2 separate regions of the Homo sapiens genome follow, and region 2 is linked to region 1. Evidence: chromatin loops called from intact Hi-C (ENCODE). Cell type or tissue: endothelial cell of umbilical vein. All regions are shown on one strand. Links, peaks and the distances in the headings refer to the core of each region. The heading gives the core; the rest is flanking DNA. Region 1 has its middle 71 kb from the start of SLC2A12. Region 2 overlaps AHI1 (Abelson helper integration site 1).

What was found. A loop is a pair of places that touch in the nucleus more often than their neighbours do. Peaks named below come from ENCODE experiments on the same cell type or tissue, not always from the same donor. Only the 100,000 strongest peaks of a DNase experiment are listed, where the experiment ranks them.
Region 2: a loop joins it to region 1, with 9 times the contacts of the local background. A loop is called at or near these places in 3 of 110 quality-filtered maps.

What each region holds. Positions count from the first base shown.
Region 1 is chr6:134,122,234-134,125,161 of GRCh38, reverse strand. No RefSeq gene overlaps it. Among named protein-coding and RNA genes, the nearest start is that of SLC2A12, 71 kb to the right of the region's middle. In endothelial cell of umbilical vein, for the core only: a CTCF peak has its summit at 1,387 (motif pointing left); DNase peaks (open chromatin) are centred at 1,141 and 1,291.
Region 2 is chr6:135,437,810-135,440,737 of GRCh38, reverse strand. AHI1 (Abelson helper integration site 1) reads left to right here. Exons shown (of 29, transcript NM_001134831.2): 15 at 2,240-2,363. Among named protein-coding and RNA genes, the nearest start is that of AHI1, 58 kb to the left of the region's middle. In endothelial cell of umbilical vein, for the core only: a CTCF peak has its summit at 1,624 (motif pointing right); a DNase peak (open chromatin) is centred at 1,627; H3K27ac peaks cover 333 bases.

The sequences.
Region 1 (2,928 bases), core at 290-2,789:
TAATTTTCCTTAAAGGAGAGGAAGGACTTTTTCCTCCGAATATCAGATCAATTAATCTTGAGGAAGTGCTGAGCCTGGCCTGGCTGGATCACATGTCCACCTGGGTGGCCAGGACAGCACAATTCCATGATTGGCAGCTGCCCCAAAGCTCATAGAATCAGTGTATGGGAGAAGTCCTCAAAATAAGGAACAATACTGTTCCCAAAGTCAGATAGGAAAAAACACTGAGTGGGGCTGGGCACAATGGAACATGCCTGTAATCTCAGAACTTTAGGAGGCCAAGACAGGAGGCTCAGTTGAGGCCAGGAGTTCAAGACCAGCCTTGGCAAACATACCAAGACCCCATCTGTACAAGAAAAAAAAAAAAGTCGGTCAGATAAAAATAATAAATGTTCACCATAGCCCTAAACAATCTCTTTTATCTTCTTGATAGCTTTCTTTCTGATCTTTTTGTTTGCTTCCATATAGATGAAGATAGTAATAATTTTAATAGGTAGCACTTACAGAGCACTTCTCTGTGCTGGGTTGTGCTCGCTGTTTTGCAGGAGTTCTTTTTAAAGATATGCCTTTGATGAAAAAAACTTCATCAAGCATTTTGAATACAGTTTAGATGTGAGAGAGAAGCTTGGGTTTTAAATTTTTTAAGTTCAAACATCCATTTTTCTAGTTAAAAAGAATGTACCAATCTAATACGCATGAGAGATGCTAATCAGAAAACGTGAAGGGCACAAGCCCACTCTTTGAGATTTTCACTGAAGAAAGTGAACATGTTAAAAAAATTCACTTTATTATTAATTTGCAAAACATATTATTAGTGATAAGCAAACGTTGGCACCCAGGTTAAAAGTTTAGCAAAATGATGTTTACAAAAACTGTGTAATGAAACAGAAAAAAGCTTAATGACAACATGCTGAAATTGTTAAAATTCTGAAGTTTGAATTCTGATTCTGTCACCTTGAAGCTGTGAGACTTTTGACTAAGTTACTTCATGTTCCCCGGTTTGCTCAACAGTAAAATAGGGGTGATAACAGTTCCTACCTCACAGGGGTGCTATAGGAATCTCAAGTGAGATAATGCACATGAAGCGCTTAGCCCTGCATCCAGCACGTTGTCAGCCATTGCTATTACAACCACCTTCATCATCTGTGAGTACAGCAAGCAAAACACTGCTTGGAAAAAAAATCAGAAGGAAATGAACCCATTGGAGACTGGCCAAAGAAGTACTCCTAAAAGCATAGCAAAAGGAATTCCAGAAGTTTACAATAACACAAGGAAGAAATTTACAGTTTGAAAATATAAATATCAGTTTAATAGTTAAGCTAAGTTTTAAATGTAATGCCTTATTTATTAAAGCCTTAAATTTAAGCCTGAAAGTTAGCGACATCTGCTGGAAGAAAGGTGAATTATTCAACTCACGTACCAAGCACCTGTCCTAATTCATTCAATTCAATACTTTATTGAGCAGGAATTTGGTATCAAATGCTTTCCTAGATTCTGTGGACAAAGTGATTAATTCCCATGCTCAAGGAATTTAGTCTTTCAGCTCAGGTATAAGCCACCTGTGCTTAAGAAGAAAAAAAGTGGACATTATCACCATGGATCTTTCAATTCTGTTAAAAAAATTAGATCTGTCGGCTGGGTACAGTGGCTAACACCTGTAATCCCAGCACTTTGGGAGGCTAAGGTGGGTGGATCACGAGGTCAGGAGTTCGAGACCAGCCTGGCCAACATGGTGAAACCCCATTTCTACTAAAAATACAAATATTAGCCAGGCATGGTGGCAGGCTCCTGTAATCCCAGCTGCTCGGGAGGCTGAGGCAGGAGAATCACTTGAAACTGGAAAGTGGAGGTTGCAGTAATCTGAGATCATGCCACTGCACTCCAGCCTGGACAACAAGAGTGAAACTCCATCATAAAAAAAATTAGATCTACAACCAAGAATAAATTAAGTAGCAATACAAAGCTGGTATATGACCAAATGTTAAAATAAAAACTATCAATAGTAGAGCCATAAGAGTTTAGGGAGAGACAGGATATAGCAACTAAGGTAACACCTGGAAAGTCATTCAAAGGTGTGATTCCAGAATTTCTTTTAATGACCAGGGGGAGCTCTGAATGTTTTTGAGCAGGGAACTGATGATAGAACTAGTACAGTCATGTCTCGCTTAACCAAAGGAACATGTTTTGAGAAATGTGTCATTAGGTGATTTCATAGTTGTTTGAACATTATAGAGTGCACTTATACAGACTGATGGTATGGCCTGTTACACACCTGGATTATATGGTATAGCCTATTCCTCCTAGGCTACAAACCTGTACAGCATGTTACTATACTGAATACTGTAGGCAATTGTAACACAATGGTAAGTATCTGTGTGTCTACACATATCTAAACATAGAAAAAGTACAGCAAAAATACAGAAGAAAAGATAAAAATGATGGTACACTATATAGGGCCCTTACACGAATGGAGCTGGCAGGACTGGAAGTTGCTCTGGGTGAATCAGTGAGTGAGTGGTGAGTGAAGGTGAAAGCCTAGGAATGACATTACCATGCACTAATGTAGACATTATAAACACTGTACACTTAGGCTATACTACATTTATAAAAATATATTTTTCTTCTTTTTTTTTTTTTTTTTTTTTTTGAGACACAGTCTTGTTCTGTTGCCCACCAGGCTGGAGTGCAGTGGCCCTATATCAGCTTACTGCAAACTCCACCTCCTGGGTTCAAGCGATTCTTGTGCCTCAGGCTCCCGAGTAGCTGGGATTACAGAGGTGCACCACCACACCCGGCTAATTTTTGTATTCTTATTATTTATTTATTTATTTATTTATTTATTTTGAGATGGAGTCTTGCACTGTCATCCGGGCTGGAGTACAATGGCACAATCTCAGCTCACTGCAACCTCCGCCTCCCAGGTTCAAG
Region 2 (2,928 bases), core at 269-2,768, 1.3 Mb before region 1:
TTAAGTTCGTGGTCAGACAGAGACCACCGTTGTGGTTAGACAGAGATTTTTAAATACTTGAGTGGATAGGTCTACTGGTCTTTGCCAAGAGACTCTGTGTGTGTTGGGGTATACCTTCAATGCTTCGGTACACAATCTACAGCTCTGCCTTAGCTTTACTTTCTGTTTGTCCTGAGCCTCCTCACGTCAGCCCGAGTGAGAAGTAAAGCCTGTCAGGTCTTTCTTGGTTGTGCATATTCCCTTCACATACATGGATGGGAATCCTTCTAGATACCCAGGAATATTTTGGAGTTTATCAGTGTCCCCTATGGACATCTCATGCCCGGTTTTTTGTTTTGTTTTGTTTCATTTTGTTTTTTGTTTTTATTTTAAGTTCTTTGGTGAGCCTCTTCTTAGCCTCACTTGCAGCTGTGATATTAAATGATGCCACGGGTTGTTTTGACATGCACCTTAGGGTTAGGGCTGTCCTCCCAGAGCATGCTGTGAGCCAGGTCAAATAAAGGCAGGCCCTGACAGTGGATCTTTCCTGGAGGGCCAGACTGTCAAATAGTGAGAAGTCTTTGGGGATGGGGCTTTTAGGGAGCATCAGACCTGTTCTGCCCCAACCAGTCTCTTGATTTTTATTGGTTTTTAAGGCTCCTTTAAAGTTTGAGACAGGAATGAGAACATAGCAAGTTAAAACACCGTAAAGCTCAATGTTCTTACCAAATTCAGCCATTTTTCTTAAATACTCTTCAAATTTTTGTAAGCTTTGCTTAATTTTCAGAGTTCTGAGAATGTTGATTTTTGCCAGTTTTTGCCAGTGTTCTTGTTGCTTCTGTGGGGAGGAGATTTTTTCTAAGATTCTTACTTTGCTATTCCACAAGTACAGTAGTCCCTCTTTTTCCATAGGGTATATGTTCTAAGACCCTCAGTGGAAGCCTGAAACCTCAAGTAGTACTGAACCCGATTGCCATCAGTAGAAACACATGTATGCTCATGCTTTCCACCCACAGATTTATATCTTTTCCATCTTAACAAAACACTTACCATGCACTAAAGGCCATTACTTTTGTCGTTTGAGGTGTGACAGCAAAACTAGCACAAACCTCTTTTTCGTTCTTCACAATTTCACGGATAGAAGATTTTTACTGTAGATCCTAGCAACCTCAACATATGATTTTTTTTTCTTTCCTTTTTAAATCAAGAACTTTCACCTTTTCAGTCAAAGGAAGTACTTTATCATTTCCCTTTGGCATATGCCAATTGCCAACATGATTACTCTTGCACCTTGTGACCGTTAAGTAAAATAAGGGTTACTTGAACAAAAGCACTGGGTGACAACCAGTCTGATAACTGAGACAGCTACTAAGTTTCTGATAGACAGCATCTATAGCATGGATACATTGAACACAGGATAATTCACATGCTGGAGACATGGAGCTAAATGGCATGAGATTTCATAACACTACTCAGAATGATGTGCATTTTAAAACTTAGGAATTATTTATTTCTGGAATTTTCCATTTGATATTTTCAGACCATGGTTGACTGCGGGTAACTGAAACCACAGAAGGTGAAACTGCACATAAGGGGGGACTGCTGTTATTTCTGAACTGCTAAGTATTTTAAAGGGCAATTGATTTTTACCACTAGATGGAAGCAGAGACTTGGAAACTTTGTTTTTCCGTGTTACTATCTTAGATTTCATTGTATGTTTAAACATATAGTAAAATACCACAGTGCTTTGTGTGTCTGATTGAGTCATTGTTAATTCCCATACTATCCCTGATTACTATCCCTGTTCATTTTAGTATTAAAATTTACTTTTGACAATAGCACAATTTAAATTTCTCCTTACTTCAAATAATTAAATTTTTGGTTGGCATTTAGTTGATTTTCAGGTGAAATAATAATGAAAGCCTAAATTATAGAATATAAGTGAATTGCAATGTAAATGTTATTATTCAACTGATATAAATTTATTATTAAAGATTCTTAGGGGATTTCTTTAAAGAGATGAAAATAATTGATAATTGTAGCAAAATTATAACTGAAAATTTTGCATGTGAATTTTTGTGTAAAGCAAAAGAAAAACTATTCTTAAGTAAATTTTGAAATTTTCTCTGTGCTGCAAATGTCTTTGGTTATAATTTTGTTATAGACTGCTTATGTCTAAATAATATTAAATTATATATTTGTATATTATTGGATTAAGGATCTTCTGTCTGGAAACCTAATTTCTAAATATTTTCATTAGTATATGAAATTCCTTCTGGACGTTTCATGAGAGAATTGTGTGGCCACCTCAATATCATTTATGATCTTTCCTGGTCAAAAGATGATCACTACATCCTTACTTCATCATCTGATGGCACTGCCAGGTTAGTATCCTTGAGAAGTACTTATGTGCATGCTGTTTGCTGTCAAGGAAAGCAAAGAGAATATAAACTGATGTAACTACTCTTATGCTCCAGTCGTATTTTCCCAAGAAGGGACTGTCATAAATATGCATCATGCAGACTGATTCCATAAATTATAGTAACACTTTTTAAAGACATTTTTCTTAAATGTCTTTTATTTATGTAGCATATAATATTTCTAGTCCTCACCATCTTTAAATGATCATTATGTAAACTGATTAATGCTTTGAGATGGGGTTAGGGGTTATTAAACACTTGAGATTTTTTCCTAGAGCATAAGCTCTTGGTGGCAGGGATACTGTCTTCACTATTGGCTGGATTTGCAGAGGGTAGAATCCAGTGGTGCTCAGTATATCACAGTAGAGGAAACAAATATGTACCTTATATTTTAACAGTTTTATAGATTGGTTAAACATTTACATTTTTCAGAATGTCAATCTTAAAAATAATTTATCCCTTTTCAATTTAATAAGTATCACAATAAAACATTTTAAAAGCTAACTTTAAAAGTTTCATTTATACTTTT